2 separate regions of the Homo sapiens genome follow, and region 2 is linked to region 1. Evidence: read pairs that join two places in POLR2A ChIA-PET (ENCODE). Cell type or tissue: HepG2. All regions are shown on one strand.

Region 1 (8,000 bases):
GTTTTCCCTGTGTAAGTGAAAGTTCTATTACTTGTTCACTAGTATATCCTGGAACTTGGCCTGGGGCCTGGCATCATCAGGGCCCAATAAATACTTGTTTAATAGATAGCAATGTGGGTAGTGCAACGGGAAGAACAAGGCATCAGGAGTCAAACATACCAGAGTTTGTTACATGGCCACTTACCAATTAGGTGATTTTGGGTAAGTCAATTGACTTTGTAGTGCAGCCATTTTTGTAACTGAAAAATGGAAGTTATTGTGGGAATTCATTGCAAAAGTGTGTTATAAACTGCACTTGGTATAAATGTGAGTCATGATGGTTTCTTATCTCTGGAAGGTAACCAGAACATGATTCTTTCTACTTCCAAAAGAAAAATAAGGTAGAGGCTGTGATCAGAAAAAAGTCACTTCCTGCCTATGCTGACTAGGCCTCCAGGATAGGCCTGAAATTCTGTTAGGTCACGAGACTCTTTGGCTGCCCAAAGAGGCCTGACTTAAGTGCCTAAGTCTGTGCCTGCCTTTGGGAGCTCTGCTTAGGGTGTGAGACTCAGTGTGTCCATGGGGAGCTAATGGGCTGAATCCAGGGATGAAGCCAAGCACTGGGATAGCTCTGCAGCAAAATCAGAAAATGGAAGTGAGAGAATTGTGAAACCACTGTCTGCACTCATCCCTACGGCCACCTAACCCCAGGAGAGGTCTCTGCAGAACAAGGTGCTGTGGGTTCTCTTCTCTCCATCCATCATATTTTAACTGCCTGTGTGCCACTGCCTCCTGCTCAGACATGGGGGCAAGCCCAGGATGAGCATGTAACTGTAAGGAATGACGGGATTAGGTCCACCCTGAATCACGTTAGGAAAAGCAAGAAAACAAATCCCAGAAAAACATGGTTTCAATCTTGTAAAGCCTAGAAGTAAGGCTAGTTCTTCAAACTATTTCTTGACTATGTCTACAGGTATTAAGCTACTTATAAGCTTGGCGAGATTAAAAAATAGATGTTTTGTGAAAATTAAGAAAAGAAAGTGGCACCTCTCTGAGCCAGAAAGAACATGGTAGGAATTAGTAATGCTTTTACTAAAAATGTTGGTTGCCCAGTTAGAGACCATGGGAAGTTGCAGACCCAGGAGGTCTGGCTTTCAGAGAGTTAGACGGCACTTCCTGAGGGACATGGAGAGAGAAATGTAGCTGGATACAACTGTCTGCCAGGCCTTGGGTTGATCGAAATATTAAGCTACATAAGCCCAGTTCTTGCCCTCAAGGAGCCCTTAATTTAGTGGATTTTTATTTAGATTAATTCTAAGAAGTAAAAAAAACAAAACAAAACAGAAGTGTATGGATTAAGGAATAGTTAACTGGGGTCCTGTTTCTAGTAAAATGCTATTCAATCTTAAAAAACAATCAATGGTAAGGAAACACAGCGAAGGCATGACAGTCAAATTTTTAGGTGACAAAAATCTTGGAGGACTAACTCAAATTTGAATGTCTGAATCAATACTTTAAATATGTTTTGACAGAATCAATTAAGTCCAAGTTGAACCTAACTTAAGTTCAAAATAATTAATTAGGTGAGTAGACTGTTAAGCAAATTTGGGCTTAAATTACACTTTAAAAAAGTAATGTCGGCCGGGGTTAGTGGCTCACACCTATAATCCCAGCACTTAGGGAGGCCAAGGTGGGCAGATCACCTGAGGTCAGGAGTTCAAGACCAGCCTGGCCAACATGATAAAACTCTGTTTCTACTAAAAATGTAAAAATTAGCTGGGTGTGGTGGCACGTGCCTGTAATCCCAGCTACTCAAGAGGTTGAGGCACGAGAATCGCTTGAACCTAGGAGGTGGAGGTGTGAGTTGAGGTCATACCAGTGCACTCCAGCCTGGGTGACAAAGCGAGACTCTGTCTCAAAAAAAAAAAAAAAAAAAAAAGCAGTAATGTTGCTTTAGTCAGCCACAGACTTAATATGAGCCAGAATGAGTTTGCCACAAACATGAGTGCAACCCAAGGATGGAATAATAGAATAATAGAAGTAGCGTGTCCAGGACAAGTGGTGTACCACCACTATTGTCTGTTTTGGTCCATTCTTGGTCTAGAGTCTTTTTTTTTTTTTTTGAGACAGAGTCTCACTCTGTCACCCAGGCTGGAGTGTAGTGATGCGATCTTGGCTTACTGCAACCTCCACCTCCTGGGTTCAAGTGATTCTCTTGCCTCAGCCTCCTGAGTAGCTGGAATTACAGGCACGCACCACCATGCCTGGGCCTAAAAAGTCTTCATATGACTCATTTTAAAAAGGATGTTTGGCCAGTCGTGGTGGCTTACGCCTGTAATCCCAACACTTTGGGAAGTGATGTGGGTGGGTTGCTTGAGCTTAGGAGTTCGAGACCAGCCTGGACAACATGGTGTAACCCCGTCTCTACAAAAACTAGTGGTGCCTGGTGGTTCATGCTTGTAGTCCCAGCTCTGTGGGGGCCTAAGGTGAAAGGAATGCTTGAGTCTCAGAGGTTGAAACTGCAGTGAGCCATGAACATGCCACCACCCTCCAGCCTAGATGACAGAGTGAGACCCTGTCTCAAAAAACAAAAAAAAAAAAGAAAGAAGAAAGGGAAAAGGATATATTCATAAGTTCTCTTTCCCTTCACAAAATTTGTCTTCCATTTTTGTAAGACTGTTGAAAATGCATTGAGAATTTTTATGGTCATCCAACTAGAAGAGCTTTAAACCATGACCAAAATTTAAGGTCTAGAAGCCAAAATAATCATGCATAATGAATTAGTCTTTTATTTCCTGGACCTTGTTATGACATTCCGTAGATTTCACCATACTGTTCTTGAATTAGATGCATGATACAATGTCGTCTTTCTTCAGTCTTTTCTTTAGCTCATGATCTCTGCAGCCCTGTAATTGTGTATATTCCTTTGGATATTGTTATCAGCCTCTTTCTCTTCATTTTCTCCTTGAGAATTCATCTACTCCTGTGGTTTACAACTTCTTCCTTCTTGGATAACCTAGAAACCTGTAGTTGCACCTCGGGTTGCAACTTGGACTCCAGTGTTGTATTCCAACTATTTAGGGAAAAGGAATACAAGATAAGGGAGCTAAATTTTGTTTAGAGCATTTTACCTAATTCCCACAATAACCCTGTTTGGTTTGGGCATTAGCACTTTTCAGATGTGGACACTGGGTCACAGAGAGCCCAAAGTCAGAGTTTCATGGAATAATAAGTTGATGATTTGCACCCTGATCTTCTGGCTCCTATTTCAGGGCTCTGTCCACCATGGCTGCCTCTCTTTTGTATCTTATGGTCTGTATTTGGCATTTATTATTCACTCCATCCATTTACTTATGTAGAAATATTGCATGCCTACCATATTTCAGGAACTATGCTAGGGATGGGGGAATAAGGAAATGAGCAGGACACTGTCCTTTCTTTTAGAAGATAACAGGCTGTCAGAGGAGGTTGAAAAGACAGATGACTGCACGAGGTGATAAAGGCCCTGATCTTCTATGGAATGCACTGTTTGCCAAGATAGCTGGGGAGGCAGTCAGGGAGAGATATTTCATGAGGTTTTGAATGAGGAGTAGAAATTTGGCTTCCCATTCCAACAGGGCTGTGCCTTTTATTTCACTTTGCAGGTTTATATGTCTTGTCTTCCTCCCTACCACAAGTACAGGCATAGTAGGCCCTCATACTGTTGAATGACAGCTACAAACAGGACTGAGGCTATAATGCAACAAAATATCCATACTTAATTCTTAGGTAAAAATCACAATATATCAAAACAGATTTCCTATCAGAACAGTTATCAGCATGAGATAGTTCCTCCCTACTTTGTAAGGGAAGAAATTATATAGTGGTGAGATTTAATGGCTCATTTAAGGTCACACAGCATTTAGTGTCAAAATCTTGAGCAGGGTCTGCTCCTCGGACTCCCTATCTTGTACCTTTCAACATCTGAATGTGACCGACTCTTCCAGAATAGCTGGAGACAGAGCCTGAGCAAGAACAGAACAGTGTTTCATCGCTGCTGGTCAGAGGAAGAGTCCACTAAAGTGCATCCAGTATAGAGATGCTAATGGCCTATTAGGATCTTACAATTCTGGCAATTTCTTACCACCCGGACATTAATGACTACAATTAATTATTCACCTCGATCAGACTCTGGGAAAACCTGCCAGGTGCTGTCCTACCCTATGAGAAACCACCTTACTGCCAAAGAGGAAAAGGTTGTTTTTTTTGTCCCTGAATTCACAGAGGGGGAAGCGGTTCTTTTTAATAGGTCTGGAATCTGAACTTTCATAAAAGGCACCTTATCTCCTGACTTTCTCATATGTCTTCATCTGTTCTATTGACTCTCTTTGATGGAATATACCAGCCGGCGCTACAAAGTGCTTTTTAATACTTTGGTAAACAGTTGAGAGAGAAACCTCATTACAGATAAAGTGAGAAGTGAAGTTGGACAGCCCATTTATCTTACTCAAGATGAAGTAAGGGCTGTTGCTCAATTAGGCTAAAATAAAATCTCTCATGTTTCCTTCCTAATGTCTTGTTTGGGGGCAGGGGTATGGGGGCGGGGGAAGTGAGTGGCAGGATGAGTAAGCTTCTGAAATATTGCCCAAGAATGTGACAGGCATCGGGGGAGGGAAATGAGCTTCAGCAGCTGCTCCTACAGCAGTCACTTTGCATTGCTTTCTGCCAGCAGGAAGCGGGGGCATGAGATAGCTAGGAGTCAATCAGAGACAGCCAGCTCAAGTCCTTCTTCAGTCCTGGCCACCCCACTTTCATTAGCAGCCTCAGAAAGGAAAGGGGAGGAGGGGCAGATGGCAAAGGATTATTGGTGGGGCTTTAGGAAGAGGAATTGAGAAGAGTGAATTTGATCCAAATCTAAAATGTATAAAGATTGTACACCTGCTCTTATTCTTTAGTCATTAATCATAGCGGTTTGTTGCTGTTTTTTAATGGGGATGGAGGGGGACAGAGGGAGTGCAGGGGTTGGGAAAGGATGGTGGCAGTGAAGGAGAATGAGAAAACGTGTCTTGTTGCCCTGAGCTTGCACCTGGCTCTTCCTCAGTGTGCTGTGCTGGTTGATAGAATGTTTTCATTTTCTTTTCCCCTCAGAGACACATGTTTATTCTCTTAAAATGGGGAAGATCCCATTTTTCCTTTCAGACTGTTTAATCTGAAAGGAGAAGATCTCGGCCAGGAGATACCTTGTTTCCAGTTTGAATCAGATCAAGTTTACCCTGAGAAGTCTGAGATATGTTTTACAAAGGCAGATAGAATGAAGGCCAAAGTTCTGACTCATTAATTTGATATTTTAGATGTTGTAAGTACAAATACTCCCTCCTAAGCTCAGGTACTAATCTTGTTTTGTATATGATATCCATGGTCATTAGGACTTGTAGTCTACTCTTTGTACTGTGACTTCAGAAAATGTTTATTTAGATAGAAAGTACAAACTACCCTTTCCTTCAAAACTTTTTTGTGAGCCTTAGAGAATCATGTACTGAGGTATTGCCAAATGGTGTTTTGATTCAGCTCCTCTGATTAGGTCATTAAAATAAGAAGATTTCACTTCCTCTCCTTCAAGGATAACCAAGAGCCCCAGGTTGGAAGGAGAGCAACATCCTTGTCAGCTGGCCTGTAGCGCAGTGAAGACCACAGCTATCACCACTACATCAAAACCAAAGTCTGAGAGCACCTGCCTGCCCCAGAAGATTCAGAATCGTGCCCCAAATCTGCCTCTCTCAAGAAAAAGATAAAATGCTCAAAGATCACCTAGAATACTTTACCCATCGTATATAGTAGAGCAGGATGAAAAATCTGGGTTGATTTATGGAGTGGTAAATAGTCCCTTGTTGACAGGATAAATTTGTTTAGAATTTTGATTTACCAGGAATGTGCCATGAAGCAAAGCTAAGAGGCAACTGGGAAGTTCTTCAAGCAGGTATTAGATTTGGAAGTGAGAATTTAACTTGGATGCTTGTCGTTGTGGCTAGAGTTGGGCAAGACCCAGAGAGGGGAGCCAAGTGATCAACTCCTAATACCTCTTTTAGCCACTTTTTATGTTAGGAGATTTTACAGTCCTTTTCTAAGACTTTCAGCAGCCTAAATCACTAGGAAGGTGGTTAGCCTGGCAGCCATCATAACTGAGATTGTATGTGTATATACCCTGGATTTACCTGTAATCTGTGAGCTCTTCGAAGGCAGAAATACTGTGTTTTTCTTTTGTTTAGTAGGTGCACAAAGTGTAATAACTGTGGCTGAACTGAACTCAATGGACTGCTTGGTGTCCTACTGCTGTAGACTAGAGCAGATACAGCATTTTCCAAGTTTCCAGCAAGTCTAGTAGGACTTCATAAAATGGCAGGCTGAAAATCAACCTGCAACTAGTAGCATATTTTACTAAAAATACTCCTGTCTCTATAGAGGGGTGTGTGGTCTTTGTGGGGGCAGGAAAAGTTACTAAGATGTTTCCACAGGTTTATGTAAGACTATCCAACTCCAAATCCAGTTTCTGTGTTCACCAACCCACCTGAAACTACCAAGGTGGTTATCTAGACACCTTTCAACCAGGAAAAAGATGCCCAGGCCAGGAATTTTTTTGAGAGAGAAAGAGGAGAGAAGCTAAAATAAGTTTTCACAGCCTCTTCATTCAAGAAATTGAGGTTAAATAGAAGGCATAAGTTCTAGTATTTGATAGCCATTCACAGTAGTGTTCACAGTAGGGTGATTATAGTTAATGATAATTTATTGTATATTTCAAAATAGCTAGAAGAGACTTAAATGTTCCCAACACAAAGAAAGGATAAATGTTTGAGGTGGTGGATATCCTAAATACCCTAATTTAATCATTATACATTGTATGCATGTATCAAAATATCACATGCACCTCATAAATATATACAATCATGTATCAATAAGAAATTTTAACTAAAAATGATTACATAAACTAAACTACAATTACATAACCACAGAAAACTAGCATGAAAGTGGTTATTTACTTTGAAAAAAAAAGAGAGAAATTTAGAACTTTATAAAGGAAATAAAATGAAAATAGGCCACAATGAACAGTTGACACAAAGCTGAGAGGAATTGAGTACATGACCTCGAAGGAGTCTCCTAAAACTAAGAGGTGGGTCAGAAAGCTGGCAAGCTCTAATGCTTAGACTCACACAAGTCCATGTGTGAAATTAGACTTTTGACCTCCAGGCAGTGGTCTTCAACCCAACGGGAATGCCCACCCTTGGGAGGAGAGCAAATGACTTTCCATGAGGCCCTTACATTTCTTGTAAGGAAATTAATTTTTATATTCTCAATTTCCAACTGTACTTTTTCCTAAGATTGATCTGCCAAGTCTGTGATTGGTTGGCTCTTCCCACCTCCTTTTAAAATTCCCTTTTTTATTAATGACAAACAAACCTCTCATCCATTCTAAATCCTATTAATGTGGATTTCCCAGGGCACAAAGCGAAGGGACAATTCCAGGATGCCTTGCTCCTGAGGGGAGTCCCATGGGTGCCAGAAGGAAATGTTGAAGGGAACTTTTTATTCTTATCCAAGAGGGAAACTCTTGGCAAGGCTCTGAGGGCTCATTCATCCATTCTTCCATCCATCCATCCATCCATCCATCCATCCATCCATCCATCTATCCACTCATCCATCTTTCAATTAGAATTTGAAAGTGAGATGTTTGTCCCAGGGATGAGCATAAATATGCTTATTTGAATTGAAAAATGAAGTAAGACTTTTTCTGACAGAAAGTCAGTCTGATTTAGATGACTGATTTGACAATGACTAGGTTTGCCAAGTTCTATGGTGGATGTTGCCTATAAATTGATCTTAGTATACAGTTCCAAGATTTTGACAAAAAAATATATTCAGAGCCTGTATGCATCATAGAACATGTTGGGAATTAAGCTTATAATTAACATTTTTTTAGTTTAAAATTGTGTAGAGTGCACATAGATTATTTTTCAAAAACATTTAAGGAAATATACAAGAAAATTTGA
Region 2 (8,000 bases), 160 kb before region 1:
CTCATTAAAAAATTAAACAACAGTACTTTAATCAAGTCTAGAAAATTCCACCATTCCCATATAGAAAAGACTATGTATACTTTACTTCCAAAACTTCAAGCTGTGTACCTCAGCAAGAAAATAAGTTCACCCAATTTCTCATTAATTTAAAACAGAACTTCTGGGGGAAAAAGAGATGTCTCTAAATACAGTCCATCTCCAAACACAAAACATAAAACCATGTTCAACCAATGAATCTTTCCTTAAATAAGAAGAAATCAACATATAATCTTACTGTTTCCTTCCAGAGGATTTCAGAATATGAATGTTACAGTAATAGAACAGTGCTAGGTATTCATGCTAAACACATGCTCTAGTTAAATATCAGACAATGATTATTGTCTGAGTACACATGTAATAAAGGGCAATGACAAAAATATAATGCATTTTTAAAGTTTTATTATATAGTTAAGATCTGTAAGCGCAAGTGTGATTTTTACAAATTTTACCTCATCTAAATTACTGAAATAAGAGTAGGACAGGTGGAAGAGAAGGTACCAACGAATGCCAATGCAGAAGATAAAGGTACCTAAAGAAATCAATATAGCTACCAGAAAAAAAAGAAAAAAAAAGACTGATTAGCTCAGATTAGAAAGGGATTTTATATATATATAAGGTAGAAGGAAAGGCAATCTGAAAAGAATAAATATTTTAAGAAAACTGTTAAAGACTGCAGCTAGGAATAAAAAATTAAACCTTTTCTCCCAAATAAGATGCTGAAAAAATGTAGGAGAGGAAGGCATTCCCACAATGGGAAGGAAGCTGAGTAAAACCAAGGCCTCTTTCAAATAAATGATTCTACTGTTTTATAATTTACTCACTCTTAAGTCACAGTGAAACTTTGACATCATCTTAAAGTTATCACAAATAAGAAAGAATGCATACAACTTGCATGATAGAAAAGTTAATATTTGATGTTCTTCAAAAAGCTAACTATACATTGTCCTTCATATTTAAATATAAAATATTAATTTCCTTGTATTCCCACACTTAATTCCATATCCACCTAGGTAAATTTTGACATATTTAGGTTCTCAATAGGGGCTATACTTAATTAATACCTCTGGAAGGAAGGAGGGAGGAAGGTGCAGGCTCAGTATTTTGATCCTTTAAAATATAAACATACAATTTTGATAAGTCTATTTAAATTCGGGAATATCAGTTTGCAAATAGTGTTTAACCTGAATTTTCTTTATGAAATTAATTCACTCCATTCTTTTTGTTTTTTTTTGGAGACAGAGTCTTGCTCTGTTGCCCAGGCTGGAGTGCAGTAGCGTGATCTCAGCTTACTGCAACCTCCACCTCCCGGGTTCAAGCGATTGTCCTGCCTCAGCCTACCAAGTAGCTGGGACTACAGGCATGCAACACCATGCCCGGCTAATTTTTTTTTTTTTTTTTTTTTTAGTAGAGACGGGGTTTCACCATGTTGGCCAGGCTGGTCTCAAGCTCCTGACCTCACGTGATCCGCCCACCTCAGCCTCCCAAAGTGCTGGGATTACAGGCCTGAGCCACCATGCCCTAATTCACTCCATTCTGGAATGCCAGTTCCATGGAATAAACGTATGCTGTAGAATGAAATTCATCTGAATAGTTTACAATTGATCTTTTCTATTGCAATAGAAGAGAATATAAAAGAACGGTTAAATGCAAAATGAGTAAGAAACCTAAAACTCAGGTTTGAGCTTCTTACCTAAACTATGTGACCTTGAACAAATAAATCATTTAACCCAACTGAATTTACTCACCTGTAAACAGGAATAATATTGACACCTATCTTAGGAGGTTGTAAGGGTTAAATTACATGATTTATTTGAAATGATTATAACTCCTGAAACTTGGTAAAGCATTCATTGCATATCAATGATTAATTTTAATGTCAGATATTAGAGAAATCAACTAATAATGTACACAGTAGCTAATTTTTCTCTTAAAGGGAAACTCGAGGACTATTATACAAAAATTAGGCACAAAAAGTATAATTTGGAAATCTAGCCTAGCCAATGCAATGACATGTTATAGAAACAAAAATAACATTTTTAGCAAATGAGAAAATTACATCCCTAAAAATTCAATGATCAGTACCTTTGAAAAGAAGAGAAAAAATTTAAAAATAATTTAAAAATTTAAAAAACATTCAATGAAAGCAACTAAAAACTCAGAATTTAAAATCTATTAGCAAAGCAGCTTCTGAAAATTAACACCATTTTTACTCTTCAGAAGGCAGGGAAGGAGGCAAAGAGACAGAGAGAAATGTAGTAGAAAGCCATTGCAATAATAATAGCAAAACTATACATATGACAAAAAAAGTACAGGTAAAAACTGGTAAAATCTAAATAAGGTCTATAGTTTAATTAATAGTATCATACCACCATCGATTTCCTGTGTTTGATAATTGTATTACGGTTTCATAAGCTGTCATGATGGGGAAAACTGGGTGAAGGATACACATGAATTCTGTACTATCTGCGCAACTTTCATGTGAATTAAAGATTATTTCAAAATAAAAAGGCTTTAAAAATGCAGAAAATACACCTCACAAGAAACTTCTGTAAATGAGACAAAGAAAATTATGAGGCCATGTGTGGTGGCTCACGCCTGTAATTCCAGCACTTTAGGAGGCCGAGGTGCGCAGATCACTTGAGGCCAGGAGTTTGAGACTAGCCTGGTCAACACGGCAAAACCCCATCTCTACTAAACATATAAAAAATAAGCTGGGAGTGGTGGTGCACGCCTGGAATCTCAGCTACTCAAGAGGCTGAGACACGAGAATCACTTACACCCTGGAGACAGTGGTTGCAGTGAGCCGAGATTGTGCCACTGCACACTAGCCTGGGCAACAGAGCAAGCCTCTATCTCAAAAAAAAAAAAAAAAAAAAAAAAAGGAGAAAAAGAAAATTACAAAACCTCCAAAACATAAAAGAAGATCTGAGTCAACAAAGAGAAATAAATTTCCAGAGAAGTCCAAACATCATAACACTATCATTCTAATTATATTACTAATTTTAAGCAGTTCTATTTATAATTCTACTTCTTTTTTTTAATGACTTAACAATTCTGAGGTTCATATGCAACAATAAATAGGAAAGTAAAGCAAGATTAGCCCTACCAGATACTAAAGAATTTAATGCTATAAAAATTTAAAATAGTATAATCCTAACACAAGAACTATTAGACAAAGTAGCATAATCAGAAGGTCTAGACACATATCCTATTCCCTGCATCCCTACACAGCTAAATTCCAGATAGACTAAAGAACGAAACAGTCAAAAAGGTACAGAAAAGGAAATATCATTAAGGATTTCTGGTCTGATGTGGACAGAGCTTGGAAGTCATCACTCCCATCCTCACAACCAGAAAGCCGAACAAACTGAAAATCAGTAACTCTTTTTTTTTTTTTTTTTTTTTTTTTGGGATGGAGTCTGGCTTTGTCGCCCAGGCAGGAATGCAGTGGCAGGATCTCGGCTCACTGCAAGCTCCGCCTCCCAGGTTCACGCCATTCTCCTGGCTCTGTCTCCCAAGTAGCTGGGAATACAGGTGCCCGCCACCACGCCCAGCTAATTTTTTTGTATTTTTAGTAGAGACAGTGTTTCACCATGTTAGCCAGGATATTCTGGATCTCCTGACCTGGTGATCCGCCCACCTCGGCCTCCCAAAGTGCTGGGATTACTGGCGTGAGCCACCGTGCCCGGCCGAAAATCAGTTAACTCTTCTTAGACCCAATAGAGAATTGAGGTTCAGGGCAAACTGCTGCTCCCAAAACTGGAGAGAGATGTGACTACAGAAAACCACAGCTACGGGTATCACAAACCCCAGCAAGAGAAACAAACAGCTGGAGCCAGTATCCATAGGAACACTGTAATGTAAATTGCTGGAGGTTCAACGTGGACTAGCTTGAGAATTAAAAGCTCAGGGGATGGGCAGTCTGGCTGGGGGAGAGACAGAGGAAACTTTCCTGAGTTTTACCTCCAGGTGCCCCATCAGAGATTCACAAGTGAAGATCAAAGAAAAATTCCCTCTAGCTTCCAATAGGAGAGAAAAAATAACCATTCTGAAATTGCCCAGCGATCTCTGTTCTCAATAACAAAGACCTGTCCTCAAAAGAAACTACAGTAGCCTCCCCTCATCCGAGGTTTCACATTCCAGTTTGTTATCCACCAACTAACCAACTTGTGGGAAGAGAAATACAAAACTCCAGCCGCCTCCCAGCCTTCCTACTTTCTCACTTAAGTATTGGGAGGTAAAGGTTGCAGGAGCTAAAAAGCACTCATGAAGGTCACAGTCCAAAGACACAGGCTCACTAAGAGCTAATCATAAGATTATAGAACACTTTTACACACACACACACCACATCAATAGGGCTCCTGTGTAATAACAGGGACTTACAGCTTAAATAACTACAAGCCTCGGAACCTACTTATGAAGGAGTTATTAGGGAAACCCAAAGACAACAAAGGAGACAAAAGCAGTTACACGAGAGGAAATTTTAATCTCTGACACCAAAGCTACATCAAACAGTAAACACAGCCTAACTCCTAGCCAGATAGGCCTCTAGGCCACACTAAAGGCCTGTTTATCTCAGTTCTTTTTACCCCTTATGTCACATCCAGCTTATCAAAAAAAAAAAAAAAAATTACAAGGCATGCTAAAGGCAAAAAACAGAGTCTGAAAAGACAACGCGGGCATCAAAACCAGACTCATATATGGCAGAGATTTTGGAATCATCACTGTGAGAATTTAGTAACTATAATTAATGTGCTAAGGGCTTTAATGGAAAAAACTACACGACATTCAAAAACTGATGCCCACTGTAGGCAGAGACATGGAAACTCTAAGACAAACTGAAATGGAAATAACAAAAATCAGTAACAGAAATGAAGAATGCTTTGACGGATTCAACAGCAGACTAGACACAGCAGAGAAAACAATCAGTGAACTTGAAGATACGTTGATAGAAACTTCCCAAACTGAAAGGCAAAAAGAATTTTTTTAAAAAGTAACAGAATATTTAAGAACTGTTGGACAATTACAAAAGGTGTAACTATGGATAATGAGAATATCAGGAGAAAAGAAACAGAAGAAATATGTGAATAATGGTGGTTAATTCTCCAAAACTGACAGACACCAAACTACAGATCCATGAAGCTCAAAGAACTCAAGAGGGATAAACACCAAAAAATCTACACCTGAGTAGATTAAAATAAGTTTTATCTAAAGAATCCATATGAAAAAACTTTGCAAAGAACAATGGTTTTATTAGTATGTGAAAAAAGCGTTACTTTTCATGTTCTCTAAATATTCTATAATTACTTTTACAATTTAAAAATTTTAATTATAATTTTAATCTATGGCTACAAAAATGATCTTGCAGTTTTAAAAGGTTCTGAAACCAATTTCATAAAGAATTTCAAAATATTTTAGCAATTATATTTTCTAATGTATAACTTCCTCAAGGTAACTACTTTGAAGAATATTTTTTTGCCCCATTATTTTACGAGCACATTATAATTATGTTACCTTCTTCAGAATTGTGCTCAGAAGCTTCTGAGAAAGACAGGTTTACCACAATAACCTAACCTGGATTGCTGTACTTCTCCTGCCTTCTTCTGTCTCCTCCCCTTGAAAAGAGATCCCACTTCTTATTTCTGACACTGCATGTGCTTTTAGTGACTATCCTGCTTGCTTCCTATTACTAATGCTGTTCTAATACAGACAGAGAAAAAGACAGGTACCACTATTTATTAAATCAGTAATTTTAATTTTACAAATAACAAATCAATGTATTTGATCATGACCCTAGCCTAAAATCAAAGTTATATGATTTATGTATCACTTTATTTATTCAGAAATATTTTTATCCCCCAGCAAGACTTAGGCTGCTGTTGCTTTGCCTATAAAATAAGAGGGTATATTACATGAATTATATGAAATGGTACATGGTATATCATGAACAACCAGGAGAATTATAACATTAAATTTATTCCGTCTGTCTGCATGTTTGTACCCTTTAACCCACTTCTCTTCATTCTCCCCAACACTCACCTTTCCCAGTCTCTTATCTTTTTACTCTCTACTCTCATGTGATCAAATTTTTTTAGCTCTCACATATGTGAGAACATGTGATATCGCCCCAAATTTGTCTTTAATACGTGCTTTGGTAATTTCACTTTAGCCCTTAATGTTAGTCTAACAATATTTATTTTAAATCATATTTGAAAACCATAACTTATAATACTCAACTTAATCCATATTTCTCTTAGCTATCTAGCTGTGCACAGTGGCTCATGCTTGTAATCCCAACACTTTGGGAGGCTAAGATGGGAGGATCATTAAAGGGCAGGAGTTCAAGACCAGCTTAGGCAAGAAAGCAAGACCTTGTCTCTACAAAAAGAAGAAAGAAAAGTTATAAACTACTTTATCAGATTTTCTTAAATTAAAAACCACCAAGAAATATCACTTCAATGCACCGTGTTATTTTTAATCCTCTCAGAAACAAAATATACTTGATAGAAGAAATAAAAAGATTACTGGTATTAAGCATTTTTTTCTAAATAAGCAATAACATGATGTTAAATTATGTCAAAATGTGCTCAACAATCATTATATAAGGTTCCACACTGATGGATTCTGCATTGAAAACTACTTGAACTTACAATCAAAGCCTTTAGTATCATAGTAAGAAAAGCTTTATCATAAATCATGTACGGCACAAAATCCTAACTCAATTCTTATCACTAGATGCCTCATCTTCCCAAACTATCCTTGTTATTATTTAATAAAACTTTCACTTTTATTCTGTGACCAAAATGCAAGTATGAAATCTGCTTTCCTGGCTCCTTAAATAAAAGGCTGCAAAAATGCTATCACTCCAAATTACCTCAGAATCTGAAGTAAGGGTTACATATAGAGATCTTTTTGGTACTTTAATACCTCACTACCCACAAAAACAAAACAAAAAAAATGGGCTACAAAATTAAAATAAGTTATTTAATATCCATACAAATACTTTACTTTGACTTATTTTCCTACCTCATTTGCCTTTTTACCCATTCCGCATTACACAAACACATCTGTGTATCTCTTCAACTCTTTTTCAGGACAAGGTAGAATTAAACTGAATAATAAATGTGAAATAATGTATAATACAATTCAATTTAAAAATTACATTGCCAACTTTTGACTACATTCAACGTCATGTACATAGTCAAAACTCTCAAAACCTACTATATTTCACGTCACATACTACAACATCATTTTTGTGAGATTGTAACTAAAATAACCTACCATTCTTATTTAAGTAACTTTTAAAACTACTTCTCATTTCAAAGAACATTCTTTTTAAAGGTAGAAATGTTACTTTCCCCCACTAACTAGTCATTTTCAAAAAGTACTCACACAACATACTATAAATGCCCAAAATTTAATCACTTATTTTAAAGACTCCTTTCTTCACCTCTCTGCCTCATCTCTTAATTTCTCCTGTAAGTGCCAACATTACTACAAGCACCTAGATGAAGAGCACATAAAACAAATACTCAACTTTTCGTGCTTTGAAGATTTGTTCATTTATGTGAGGACAATGCAAAATCTTGCATACTTGGATATGTGGGAAATTCAAAGTTTTCAAATTAAACTGGTAACTCAGGGTGGGAGGAATAGGGGAGGATGGTGTCATATGACATTGGTTAAATTTTTTTAAAAAGCCCACTTTTCCAATGCAATTATAAATTTAGGATAAAATCTACTTAGAAAATGGTAAGGTCCTTTAATAATCTTATTCTACAAGATAACTCCCAAAAGCCCAGACTAACGTATGCTTAAGTTTTTGGAAACAAAATAAAATTTAAGACAGTTTCCACCTATGGGGTATTACGCTTCATGTGGGGATAGAGGAAGGTTAGGTGAAATGTAAAAGGTTCATGTTGTTTCTCCATTCTGTCTTTCTCAATTCTAGATTGGTAAAG

The links. ChIA-PET counts read pairs that join two places held together with the same protein. Peaks named below come from ENCODE experiments on the same cell type or tissue, not always from the same donor. Only the 100,000 strongest peaks of a DNase experiment are listed, where the experiment ranks them.
Region 2: POLR2A ChIA-PET joins it to region 1 with 12 read pairs; 2 of 35 experiments call an interaction of 5 or more read pairs at or near these places.

Annotation. Positions count from the first base shown.
Region 1 is chr1:86,771,097-86,779,096 of GRCh38, reverse strand. No RefSeq gene overlaps it. Among named protein-coding and RNA genes, the nearest start is that of SH3GLB1, 71 kb to the right of the region's middle. RefSeq lists an enhancer at 4,286-5,485. In HepG2, no CTCF peak of the experiment used is centred here; DNase peaks (open chromatin) are centred at 3,456, 4,396 and 5,366; H3K4me3 peaks cover 1,009 bases.
Region 2 is chr1:86,930,376-86,938,375 of GRCh38, reverse strand. The region is part of intron 1 of HS2ST1 (heparan sulfate 2-O-sulfotransferase 1); the gene reads right to left. Among named protein-coding and RNA genes, the nearest start is that of HS2ST1, 20 kb to the right of the region's middle. In HepG2, no CTCF peak of the experiment used is centred here; a DNase peak (open chromatin) is centred at 4,365; H3K4me3 peaks cover 1,686 bases.